Regions from separate parts of the Mus musculus genome. Here region 2 is linked to region 1. Evidence: chromatin contacts called from ENCODE Hi-C data. All regions are on one chromosome and are shown on one strand. Each heading gives the region's core, a stretch centred on a gene start or an enhancer-like site at or near the end of the contact. The rest is flanking DNA. Distances are from core to core; before and after follow the strand shown.

Region 1 (6,691 bases), core at 2,732-5,231:
TGTCTCTGTCTCTGTCTCTCTCTCATCTGCTGCCCACTGGTGCGGGGAGCTTCCTACTGATTTTCCTGTTGCTGGAGAGCAGGGATCACTGCCTTTTTTTTTTATGTTGGTCCTGGCTGGGATTGAGCTGAGTTTGCCTTGTGCAGCAAGTGCTTTCACTTGCTTCAATCATCTCCTTGGCCCCATCTTTGAGGATTAAAATGTAACTTTTCTGGGCAAAAGGGCCATCGTTCTGGAAGTTATAAAGTGTTGGATGGTATGGGGTTCAGATATTCTGGTGATGTGGAAGAGCAATGTGGTGACGCTTATGTAAGAAGATGCTGTGGTAAGTCTTCACATAATTATAATTATTTATATTTATCATATTTATCTTACTAATCATGTGTCAAGTAGGAAAGTTATTTTACAATGAAGTGTCCAGTACATTGGGCTGACCAAGCAGTTGGTTTTTTGCTCTTTATTTCTTGAGAGGGGGTCTATGCAGTCCTGGCTGGCCATTTTGAGATTGTGAGGACCCCTTCTTCTCAAGTGCTGGGAAGGCTGTGGCCGAGCAGTCTCTCTAGCCCCAGGCCAGGAAGTTTTAGAGTTATTACTTCTGCATGGGTTAGAAATTGTTATGTAGGATGGTCACCACTATGCCTGATACCATGTCTGTTTAAAAACAGACTTTTATTCTTTTATTCATTTATTTGGTGTGTGTGTGTGTGTGTGTGTGTGTGTGGTATGTGCACGTGTGTGTATTTCTCTGGCACATATGTATTTGCACCACCTATGTGTATACCTGTTACCAGAAGAGAGTGATGGATCCCTTGAAAGTGGATATACAGGTGTACAGATGGTTGTGAGCTATCATGTGGGTGTCAGGACAGAACATGGGCCCTGGGCCGTCTGCAAGATCAGCGAGAGCTCTTTATGGTGCTGCCAGGCAGTTTTGCAGTTATCACTACTGTGTGGGTTAGTGGCACATTTGACTCTAGCCCCTGGTGGCAATCCTCCCTGCTTCCTCCACCCACTTGGTGTTCTACCTATACTGCGATGGCTGGGCGTGGCAAGATGGTAGAGCTCTCTCTTCTCATCTTTCCCAAACTTGTGGGTAAAGGCACATGAGGTAGGAGTCTAGAGATCCAAATGTAAATGAGGAATTGAAAATGTAGATGTAAAATGAGGAATTGGTATGTACTATAAAGTAATGTTTATCACGGAGGTTAGTTTCCATAAGAATTCTACTACCAATGGGTAAGCTTACCAACAGTTCCATGAGACTTGAATATGATATATCCTCCCTTCCTAAGAAGTTTCTGACACTTTTTTTTTAAAAAAAAAAGTTAATCTTAAACATGGTTCAAAGTTGTAAATGTCTCATGCCCTGTGAAACTAGACTGATTGACTACGTTCAGTATGGGCATTGCCAATGAGCTCCAAATGAATAGTTTCTCTGAGGAACACTGTAACCTGATAAATTATATGTTCCCCTAATGAGGTGCTTAATACATGTGTGCTGACCGAAGAACAGTAAAATAAATGGAAGAAAATCAGCCATGTGCGAAGCACTTAACAAGTTCTTCTCTCTGGTCGGTGGAATTATGATTTTTATTTTCTTCATATTTAGCTGAGTTTTTCACATTAAAAAAAATTCACAGCCTGGTGTGGTGTGGTGGCGCATCCCAGAAATTCCAGCACTTAGGAAGAAGAGGTTGGGAGATAGAAAGTCAAGGTCAACGGTCAACATACAATACTGTCACTCAAAACAACAAAATCATAAGGAATGTGTAATACCTTGGCTAATTTGCAAACTAGCTTTAAAAGTTCACAGAATGGGTGGGCTTTCTCAGGACATGTATGAAGTGCTTGCTCTGTGGCCTCTGAGGTGAAGAACAGAGTATATGGTCTTCAGTGTTCTTGATGTGAAAATGTTCCTATGACACACACATTCACCTGCACATTGGATATTGTTCATTTTCATTTTATCACCAGTGAAACTTTGGGGACATGCCCTAAACACTCCCAGAGAATGGTTGACTACTTTTCAATAAACTCAACAGCAATTCCCACCCTTCTTCAAGAAAAAAAAATGTTACAAAGGGGAAAACGCATGCTAAATTTGAGGTTAACATATATTGAAAGTGACCACTCTTGTTTATTTACTTATGCTAGCCATGAAGTGCCACCTGTTTGTGTTCTTCTTGCTTTCCTAGCAAGCTTACAAGGAAGAGATTATGAATTCCACTTCATAGAATGAAAAACTGACTAAAACTTCTACAAGCACTTTCCCTTCTTAACCTCTTCCTTTCGAGGGGCTAGGCGACAAATACAGATTACAGAAAGAAAAATAAACTAAAATATAGGTACGTTATAAAAGAAAAAGGCAATCCAGTTGAGTTTCACGAACAATGTAATATTAGCCTTTGATGTTGAAAAAGAGAGGGAAAAGAATTTAAGACCTGGGGTGGTGGTGCACGCCTTTAATCCCAGGACTGGGAGGCAGAGGCAGGGGGATTTCTGAGTTTGAGGCCAACCTGGTCTCCAGAGTGAGTTCCAGGACAGCCAGGGTTATACAGAGAAACCCTGTCTCGAAAACAAACAAAACAAAACAAAAACCAACAACAGCAACAAAAAGAATTGAATTTAAAAATGAAGAGGCCAACTTTCCAGACACTTAATGGGTGGGTTTTTAGCTTATTTCATTAAGCCAACTTATGAATTTGCTTTTCAATTAAGTGTCATATTACTGTCACAGCTGTGTCTTTTTCTGTCTTCCAACTTCATCCTGGCTGAATGTGGGAAGTGATTCTGCTGTGTGTGTGTGTAATCGGTGAGGTCTGGGGAGGATCTTTTACCACCATTGTTTCCATGGGTGTCCTCGCTCTGGGGGCCTGGCATTCCTCAGGAGTCTAAGGCAATGAAGGAGCAGTGAAGCGCGCAGAAGAGGCACAAAAGAGCCGCAAAGGCTATCAGTGTAGAAAGATCAATTCAGTGTGCACACGAAAGGCCCAGTATGCCTGGGATGAGGAAAAAAATATGCCTTCCTAAAGTGAAGGAAACTGGTTGCCCTGTGGGGGTCCACAAAGAACTGGCCCTCTGGCCAGGGACGATCTTTTTAGGTCCTTTATCAATCTCTCAGCTGGCGCGGCCTCGCCCCTTCTGTCCACAGAGGCTTGGGAGGGTGGGGAAAGCAGAGCAGGGCATCCGCATCTTTCCTCGGCAGGTTTCAGCTTTTTCTAAGTCGCAGAAGCGTCTTCCTTCTTTCATCTTGCAGGCGCTGCAGCTGGGAGACAAGGTGGAGACGCTCAGAGGTGGGTCTCCCGGCCTTGGCTGCGGCTGGCTCTTCCCGGCGGCCAGGGAGGGGTAGGGCGAGGCTGTGCAGCCTTCCCGAGTTAGCTCCAAGCAGCCACAACCCCTCTGTGCGTCCCAGAGCTGTCGATCTGCCTGACAGACTTCTCCTCTCCCGGTTCCTGCCTCAATCCTAGTGAAGCCTCTGTCGGCACCCACACCATCAACCAAGTGACAGGTCCCTGGAAGGCCAGGCAGGATACAGCCTTCCTATCTGGGTCTGTCCTCCAGTTTGCACGGGTGCGCGCGAAATCACACACACACACACCACACACACCCGCCACACAGACCCACAGTCCGCCCTTCCTGCAGAGCACACACCACACACACACACACACACACACACACACACGCACACACACAACTCGCCCTCCCTGCAGCACGCGTGTGCATGCACACACTAAGCTCGCTCCTCTTTTCCCTACAGCACACACACGCACGCACGCACGCACACACAGGCCGACAGACAGACACAAGCGAGCCCACCCTTCTCCCTCCCCGCAGCCCTGGCTGCCCAGCCCCTCTTCCCCGAGCGCCGCGCCCGGCGGCCTCCGCAGGCCCCGCCCCGGGGGAGGAGAGCGGGCCGCGCGCGGGAGCCGGGCAGGGGAGGGGACGGGCGGCGGGGGAGTGTCTGGCTGCCCCCGCCCCTCGAGTGAGCGCCTGGGCGCGGAGGTCCCCTCCCTCCTCGCTCCGAGTCTGCCAGCTCCCGCTCGCTCCCTGCCCACTCCCGGGGGGCCGTTCCGTGGCGCGGCCGCCGCGGCCACCGCTTCTTTCACACTTTAGTTGCCGCGAGCCGCGCGCCGCGCTCAGTGACTGGAGAGAGCTGGCCGCGCGCCGCCTTCCCGCACGCACGCACGCGGGCCCGGCTCCGGGGTTTTCGGCTTTTACTCCAGGCGGCGGGGAGGAGGGGGAGCCCCGGCCACACTGTAGGGAGGAGGAAGAGGAGGACGTGGAGGAGGGAGGAAGAGAAGAGGCGAGGAGGCCAGGGGCGGGGGGCGGGGGGCTTGCCACCTTCAGCCCCCCCCCGCGAGCGCCCAAGGTAAGCGGGGGCCACCTCCGGCGCGCTGGGCATCCCGGGTGGGCGAGGAGGGAGGCCTGCGGGGTGTCTGCCGAAGGGATGGGAGCCGCGATCCCGGTGCTGCCGGCGCTCTTCTCTGGCTGGGGCTGCCGCTGCGGGGCTGCTGGGGCTGCTCGCTGCAAGGGACCGGAGCCAGGCTGGGGGAGTTGGAGGGGGGCGTCTGCTTGCAGGGTGGAGGGGTTGGGATGCGGTTAGGGCTGCTGACGACTTTCGTCACATCGAGGCCTGGGTGGCTGGTGTGAGACACCCCTCCCTTCCCACCCGCACCCCGCGCCGCCCTCAGCCTTCCTGCTCTTCTCTAGCTTTGCCTGTAGCCACTGTTACTTTGCAAGCAGGAGCTGGGAAGGAAAAAAAAAGACACCCAAATTTAGAATCTTTGGCTAAGTCTCCAAGTCCCTTCCCTCGTTCCCACTGATGGATGCGTTTGTGTGGGGGATATGATCCCCGAGATTTCTGAAGTTTTGACCTTTTTGGGGTGGCTTGTTTTCTGTACATCTGCTTGTCTTCCTGGGTGTATTTATTATTCGTGCCCTTGCGCGGCAGCCGGAGGGTGCTTGGTTGTATTACATGAGCAGATTCCTTTCCACCTCTGCAGGCAGTTCGAGAAGTGCCGCGGCGGCTGGGCTGCCTTTGCTGCTTAATGTCCTTCCCTATCATCCGCCCTGCCCCCTCCCTCCAGAGAGAGATATTTTTTATACCCCTCTGTCATGTGTGTGTGGGAGAAGTCCTTAGGCCGAAGAGCTTTCATCGCCCATTCATTCCTCTTGCGAAGGCTCTGAATGGCTCAGGCATGTTGATAACATTTGGGGGGTGCCTATCTTTGCCTGTGGAGTTGCTTGGCCCAAGATAAAAATATACACACCCAAACACGCAGTAATCTTGAGGGAGCAAGCACAGTTTGAGAGGGAAGTGATTTGTTTCCAGTCGGAAGCTGACAACCTAGGAGATACCTTCATCGCCTGTGAGTTCGGAAGAGTGTTTTAAAATAGAGCTTATGCTCTGTGTGGCTGGAAGACAGCCATAAGTTCAGTTGCTCTGCAGCTCTGAAAGTGATACACCCTGACCAACCAGAACCTCAGTGAAGCTCCTCTGTGAAGCTCCTCTGACTCAGACATTGGGAGGGGGCCGCTTGGCCACAGATCCCCTGAACTTTTTTTTTTTTTTAATTTCTCTTTTAGACGTGTGAGGAGCTGACAAGCTCATTACACAAACGGTTATAAGAAACACCTTCCAATTCAAGGCGATGCTGTTCACATTCTACCTAATGAGAATAACCTTTGAGTTTGGTGGAACTGGGATGTACCAGGAGGAAGCAAACATGGGTGGGCCTGGACTACTTCAGTTCCGATGGGGGGGGGGGAAGGAAGATTAGGTGATATTTAAGAAGGGTCTGTTAAGTCCAAGATGCAGAGTTTGGGGGTTTCTACACCCCCACCCCCACCTTTGTACTTATGGAGCAGAGTTATATGGTTAACTGAGTATGTGCAGTGTTTTTAGCAATCCAATTGATGGGATTTGGAAATTCATCTGGACTCCATCATCTGTTTTTGTCCCCCTACTTAACAAGTAGGAAGGGTCCCTGGGATGGAACAGCCCGGCACATTTAAAGCCATTAAATGCTGGCACTAGTACTTCCGAGATCAGGCGCTCAGCGTTCTAGTGGGTGGTACTGTGCGAGCTAGGTTTCAAGCACAGAAACACAAGTGCTCTGGACCCCTTAGATGGGAGGATGTCTCAAGAGGGCTGAGGTGCCTCTGGCCTTTAGCTTGCAGCTCACTTGGAATATAAACTCTCTTTACACCCCATCAAATTTGGAACATAGACCCCACTTGCCCTCCCTCCACTGACTGTGTGGTTGGTAGAGAGAATCCACATCCTTCAGCAGGGAGAAGTTCATTCTAGAAGGATCCCAGCTTCTTCTTAGCTTCTTCCTTTTTCAGGGTTAAAAGTTTCCACTCCAAGTTGAAAAAAAAAAAAACTGACAATTTTGTTTTCTTGTTACCTCTTCCCCAGCCTACCTCCCTTAATCATTTTGTATGGATCTCTTGGACAGTGATAGGGCACTGTACAAACTGTTTTAATGAGATCCTATCTTAAAGGAGGTGGACAAAGTTTTTGAGGATAACACCTGAGGCTCTTGTGTTCTCTCTCTCTCAAAAGGAGAGACTTAAATGTCTCAAGGAGTCACAGATGCGATGAAGAGCATCCCCATTCAGGGGTGCTGTGTGACTGATTGACATGTGGTACTGAGGATGAAGATGGTTCACACCTTGTACCATGTCC
Region 2 (6,691 bases), core at 2,135-4,634, 91 kb after region 1:
TCCAAATCTAGGAAGTACAATTAAAGAATCAGCTGAGGTTTGTTGCTGCTGTTGTTTTTTTAACCTCCCTAGTACTCATTGAAGTTTTATTTACCCCACTATTTATTATCTGGTTAGTTTCATTTACATATTTACAAGTTTGTAGCATAATGTTAAATAAAGCAGGAATATAAGGGTGGGAGAAACTTCACCAGTCATGAGAGATTCTTTTTCTAGCTTTACTAAGGTCTGGCAGTAGAAATCCCAGAACTCAGTATTGAAGAAAATGCTGGACCCACCATGTTACTGAATGCTGCAGTTTAAATATAACAAGCTATGTCCTGCTTATATATCTCTACTTGAACTAGTTTGCAAGGAGAAGATCTCCTATGCCAATATTACCACTGATAGTGCAAGTTAAGTATCTGGCTTGTCATTATCCATTTAATATCTTTTGTCACCCACCGACCAGGTCGGCGCTCTGTTACTGTACAGTAATTACCTCCAACTTAGTGTGGCAACGCAGTGTTAGGGCAATACAGTGATGCAGTATTTCTCTCTTTGGTGGATCTCTTGGGAGCAATTTTCAAAGAGAGGTAGAGAGCTCCAAGGAAATGAGAGCTACTGACTGTCACACAGCATCCGAGTGCTTATGGGTTGGCTGGTGTCCTGGCATCGCCAGCAAGCGAAGCGCACTGGCGAGGACCACACACACAACAGCACTCTACTGTCCGAAACGGGGTTGAGCCTCTGCTGCGGTTCACTCTTCACAGAGTTGCCAGACTTTTCAAACAGCTGCTCTCATCCATGTGAGGAAGGCCAGGCTGCCCTGTGCCGTTTCTACTGCCTTCATCTTTTCAAATACTTTATCCAAGGTAGACTGTTGCATGCACGCACCACGCACACACGCGCGCACACGCATGCACGAGCCATTTCTAAGGTCTCTGAATCTTCTCTTTCTTCTCATCCCAGTTTTAGTTGTTCTGTGGGTTTTTTGTTTGTTTGTTTTTTAAATAAATCATGTATTTGTTGATAGGTGTGATCTCTCTTATAAGCTGGTTAGCCAGCTGTGGGTAGGAAATGCATGGTCTTTAGAGGGACCAGGTTTCCATAGGGCTAAGTGCAGGATGAAGGAGGAATGCCCAGGGATCAAGTTAAACACTGACCGTTCCATCCTCATTTTATAACTAAACCGGCTCTGACTGCTGCTGAGTTTGGTTTCAGGAGCACCCGATGTTTACAGCAGCCCTTTAAACAGAGGTGCATAGATCATTGTAGTAAAAGTCTTTTGGATGGCATTGTAAGATCAAGCAGCCGGCCAGCAACCAGAAACCTAGCTGCTCTCCTTCATGTGGACTTAGTTATATTCTCACCCTTGATGGTTCATAACTTGGAACATGACATACATTGCTGCCTGTTTAAATGTTGTAGGGACCAATTTATCAGGGCCACGTTGAAGATTAAATGATAAAATGTTCCCAATGTACTTAGAATTGCGGAGCAGTGGGAGGCAAAGTAATAATTCACTGTGTATCCCTCATAATTTTGATTGCACAAAGTGAAGATTCATTAAGGACACTTTGCTCATAGGATAATTACAGAGAGGATAATGTGACTCTGTGTGGGACCACAGCCATTAGCCACACGTGACTCTGAAGCATGGATGATGTGGCCCAGTCTGAGATGCTTTTTACATTTTGCACTAAATGAAGAGCTAATATGGAAAATAACCAAAAAAATTAGCTCATTAATCACTATTGATCATATATTCAAGTGATAATTTGGATCTATCAGATTAGGTAAATTGTATTATTAAAATTACATGCACCTGCTGTTTTTTAATGTAGCCACTAGGAATGCTAAGACGCCAGGCCAGGCATGGTGGCACATGCCTTTAATTCCAGCATTCAAAAGGGAGAGTCAGATCTCTGAGTGTAAGACCATGCTATGGAGTCAGCCAGGGCACCCTTAAGAGGGTGACTGAATAAAGTAAAGGTGGTCTGCACAGGCAGTGGGTTTTATTTAGTTAGAAAGAACAAAATGAGGTTGTGTGCAGAAAAATGAATGGAACTTGAGATCTTTGTGTTGATAAAATAAGCCATTTACACACAGACAGGTTTGTCTGTTTTCTCTCATATGCAGAGTTTTGGGGAAAGAGACTTAAAAGTAAAAAAAAGACTAAAGTAGATAAAGAGACTGAAAAAGATAAAGGAAAATGGTATGACTAAATTACTTTTTAGACATATGCATGGAAATGCCTCAGTAAAATCTATTGCCTTGTATAATTTCTGTTTACCAGTAAGAAACTGAAAAACAAAACAAAAAGCCTTAACTCAAGATGGGAAGAGCATATCCTAGTGTAGTCTTGGAAGATATCTTGATGCTTCAAATAAGGGCTCAGTAGGCTTTGCATGGCTAGAAGCCCACACAGACTTCATAAATTACAGAACTCTGACGTGCGGGCCAAGAGTTTTAACTACTGCTTTCGTAATAAAAGTACAGCCTGCTTTGTTACTTAAAGCCTTTGAGAATCAAAACTCTACTGCCTGAGGGAAGTTGCTTCTGGAGACCTTGGAGATCCTGAATTAATTCAGTGTTTTCTAAAAACTGCCTGTTTCATACCAAGTAGCCAATGGCAGTTGTTTCTACAATGTGTTGTACGCCATATTAAGCACGTCACACATCCCTTACTTCATCTTCAAAGCAGCCTGAGAGAGGGACTCTAGTGTACCGGACTCCACTATCAGGTAATAACACACACACATACACACACACACACACACACACACACTGTTTAGCTCAGCGTCCATATGTATATACTCATATATAGTTCATATATAAATATATATACATTTATATATGTGTAAATTTTTGTTTATATGTGTGTATGTATACATATATACACACACGTATGAGCTTGTTTTTATTTATGTTTATATATAAATGTGTGTGTATATATGTAAATTTTGGGATACAAATGTGTATGTGTGTGTATATATATATGTACATACATATGTATGTATACATACACATGCACACATATATTCACTCCCGGGAAATATTCCCAAATGCTAATTTTTCCTCACTGTCAGCGAGCACTGAGAGCCTGTTCCCTTGCTGTTGGATATGGACGTAAGTGAAAGATAGGGTCATATACCATTCAGTGTTACAGGCAGCCTGACTCCAACAGGAAAGAGCCTTTGATCTGGCAGAACCTGTGACAGGGTTACCATTACAGGATTACCTCAGAGCCCTCAGGATTCCCAAGGGGTCCCAGCAGATTCCTTTAGTCACTCAGCTTCCCCTCCAGAAGCCTTGTGTTTCTGTAGCTGGCTAAAGGGAAGTGAGCTCGGCCTGGTGGAAGGCCACAGTGAAGCTGCTGGTGCATCTGGCATCCTCCGGTGAGGCCCAGGGAACCCGAGCTGCAGGCAAGGCTGGCTGGTGCTGGGGGGGAGTTCTCCAGAAGTGACTCATCAACAGGAGTGGGACTGGGAGCGTCTCTTCACCTTAAGCAGTTCTCAGTGTTTCCTTCCAAAATGACATCAGAGAATTTGAAACTGTGACTTCTTCCCGGAATCCTGGCTGTGTAACAACGGATGTTTCATGGGCATCTCCTGGCAGTCTCCATGTTGCTTCACCCACCTGGCAGATTGGCCTCATTTCGTCTCTGATGTTCCTGTGTAGAGATCCACCCTGGGGCTTGAGCATGGCTGCTGCTTTCTCTACTGAATTATTCCATGGCGTTAAAAACATACTACTGGACTCTTGATTACAGTTCCTAAGTCTTTTCCACATGCGGTTGTTAATACTATTACCTCTGTTTGAGAGGAGGAGGCTGAAGCTAAGGCCTATCCTGGTCACATAGCTAAAGAAGTGGGACTGTTTATATAATGAGGAGGGTAGCTTGCCTGAGGGCGCTCCCCTTCAGGAATAAACGTATCTGTTGGGGTTGGGGGACGTTGAATCTAAACTAGCCTGTGCTTAGGAGCTTTGGGGAAGTAATTGCTAACTGCCTGCTTTAACTCAGCCTTGGCTGTTAAGTGAGGATGTCTGGAGATTCTACTGTGGTAATTAGGGTTATTTTTGGTGGAGTTGAAGTACAATCATGTTAACCACACAGCTATGAAATCTGGCAAACTGGCTTCAAAGCCTGGCTGAGCTCCTCACACACAGATACATAGACTTGTCAGACTCGTGAGCTTCTCATTGGCTTAGGTTCTGTCTGTGCAGTATGGGCGATACCAGGACTTTGCACGGAGTTGTTGGGCCTTCGACGCATTCTTGTATGTTAAGCTTTTCTGTACTACTTGGGGACACATGATAAGCAGTGAAAGGGTGCCAACTGTTAATCTCCACCATCCTGTTGGCAGCCTGAAGACATGCGTGCTTATGTATGCAGCTGTGACTTCTCAAAGTTGTTGATCGGTCCTTTGCGATTTAACTTGAGAAAATCATTATCATTTTCTTAGGGTTGTCACATTCAACAGACTTGAACAATTGATTCATGAGCCTGAATTATTTGTGTTACTATGGTCATTCTCTTCTGTCTTGGCCTAATCAGAACTTCTGTCTATGTAAGGTGTGTGTGTGTGTGTGTCTGTTAAACAAGAAAGGTAAAGGTTATGACTTAGAAATAATAAATATGATAAGATGTTGCTGGGGTTTATAATCCTATTAAGCCTGTATAAAAGACACACAATCCAGATATTTTAATTATAAGCCCTACGCCTAGATTGGGCAGGTCTTGGGCTATACTTTCTTATTCCCCTGCCATAAGGCCCCTTATCACTTGCTGTTTCTCCTGATCATGCAATTCTGGTTCATGGCGACTTCCTCTTCCACCAGCCTTCTTCCTCGCTCCCCTTCTCTCTCCCTTCTTGCAACTCCCTCTCAAGCCTCCAGTCCCACCTTTGCCCTCCACTGCCCTAATCACAGGTTTTAGCCTTTATCTGACAGTTAAAATGGGGAGAAGGCTCACATGGCATCAGTTGAACACCTGATGATCTGCTTGTAGGGGGCAACTACCTCTTGAGGAGCCAGGTTTAGCATTAGAATACAAGCAGCCTCAGGCCAACCCACAACAATAGGCATATTTCCATCTAAGTATGCTTTTAAAATTTTCCCACCGTACAGCTTAATGCTGTATTTGTTGTGTGTTTTTTATTGCTGTGACCACATACCCCAGTAAACAACTTCAGGGGGTAGGGCCTTATTTTGGTTCACGGTTTCAGCCTGTGCTGGCTGGCTCCAGTTCGTTGGGCCTGAGGTCAAATAGAAGTCATGGCAGTAGAAGTAAAGTGGCAGAGAAGGCTCATTCATCGGGCAAGGAAGCAAAGAGAAAATGAGGAAGGACCAGCGGACCTCTTCCTCAAACTAGACCTCGTGCTGAAGTTTCCCCACCTCTCAGTAGTTCGATTGAATTATGAATTAAAACAAAACAAAACAAAACATTGTGTCCACTGATGAGGTCAAAGTCATCATGGCCTGCCGCATGTTTCATCTCTGAACCAGGCCTTCAATGTGTAAACCTTTAGAGGACTCCAAATCCAAGCCATATTGCCAGACATAAATTAATGTGTGAGTGTGTGTGTGTGTGTGTGTGTGAGTGTATGTATGTGTGTGTGTGTATGAGTGAGTGTGTGTGTGTGTGTGAGAGAGATTGTGTGTGTGTGAGAGAGTGTGAGTGTGTGTGAGTGTATGTATGTGTGTGAGTGTGTGAGAGTGTGTGTAAGTGTGTATGTGTGAGAGAGAGTGTGTGTGTGAGAGTGTGTGTGTCTGTGTGTAAGTGTGTGTGTGTGTCTGTGTGTATTTTCCCTGTGATTTCCCAGCTCTTCCTATATATGGACTAAGGATGTTTCCAGAAAGATATTTATTTGTGAAGCAGTGCATTGACAATGAGGAAACAAGATGCTGACGGTGCCTGTGGCTGTCATAGAGAACTGCATCTAGAACTAAATGAAAATTTAAAATGACACACAAAATAGGGATCATTTCACCTCACATTGCATCTATGAAGAATATTCATAATATTAAAATTGAATTATTAAGAATTTCCAGATGAAACTAGCGCGTGCGCATGCTTATATACCTTTGTGCATACCTGTTACAGTGTATTTGTGGAGGCCAGAGGACAACTTGCAGGAGTTGGCTCTCTCCTTCCCCGATGTCACCATGTGGGTCCCAGCAGCAGAACTCAGGTCACCAGGCATGACCGCAGGTGACCTGCCATTTCTCTGGGCCTCCACTCTCTGGCCCTCCAAATGAATCTAACGATGTAAATGTAAGATAAGATGTAAATGTAAGATAAGAAGTGTGGTGCTGAGGAGTTAACCTCAGTCCATAAAGCGTTCCCACACAAGCATGAGGGAAGTTCCGTCCCTAGGTAGGGCCCATGTAAAAACCATGCATGTATGACCCGGAGAACATCACGGAAGGATGGAAGAGATGGAGGATGGGAGGCGTGTTCCAAAAGAGCTCTTCTGGGTAAGACATAGCGGGTTGCACTTAAGAACTCACCATAGATGTGGTTATTTACACAAGACATGCCCAAGATTGGCTCAGTCAACATTTCATCATGGAAAGGGGAGGAGCTGATGAGACCCCACTACTCCCCACTACTCCGTGAGAGTTGATTGACAGTCTCTTCAGTGAGGTAGCTACTAATACGTTGCTTATTCTCCAGGAATACCTCCCACTTGTGCTCACACAGGAA

The links. Hi-C counts contacts between places; a loop is a spot of excess contacts on that map.
Region 2: a map of left cerebral cortex shows a loop between it and region 1 (5-fold over the local background). The contact joins the enhancer-like site here to the promoter of 1700025G04Rik in region 1. A Hi-C loop is called at or near these places in 7 of 37 maps with a recorded cell type or tissue (T-helper 17 cell, heart and left cerebral cortex).

The regions. Positions count from the first base shown.
Region 1 is chr1:152,087,610-152,094,300 of GRCm38, reverse strand. 1700025G04Rik (RIKEN cDNA 1700025G04 gene) reads left to right here and starts at 3,981. Exons shown (of 6, transcript NM_197990.3): 1 at 3,981-4,369.
Region 2 is chr1:151,996,430-152,003,120 of GRCm38, reverse strand. The region is part of intron 2 of 1700025G04Rik (RIKEN cDNA 1700025G04 gene); the gene reads left to right. Among named protein-coding and RNA genes, the nearest start is that of 1700025G04Rik, 91 kb to the left of the region's middle. Within about 2 kb of position 3,384, at least 2 of the 3 ENCODE cell types and tissues checked have a DNase peak (open chromatin) inside an H3K27ac peak, as active enhancers do; they include left cerebral cortex, where a contact is called at or near this core.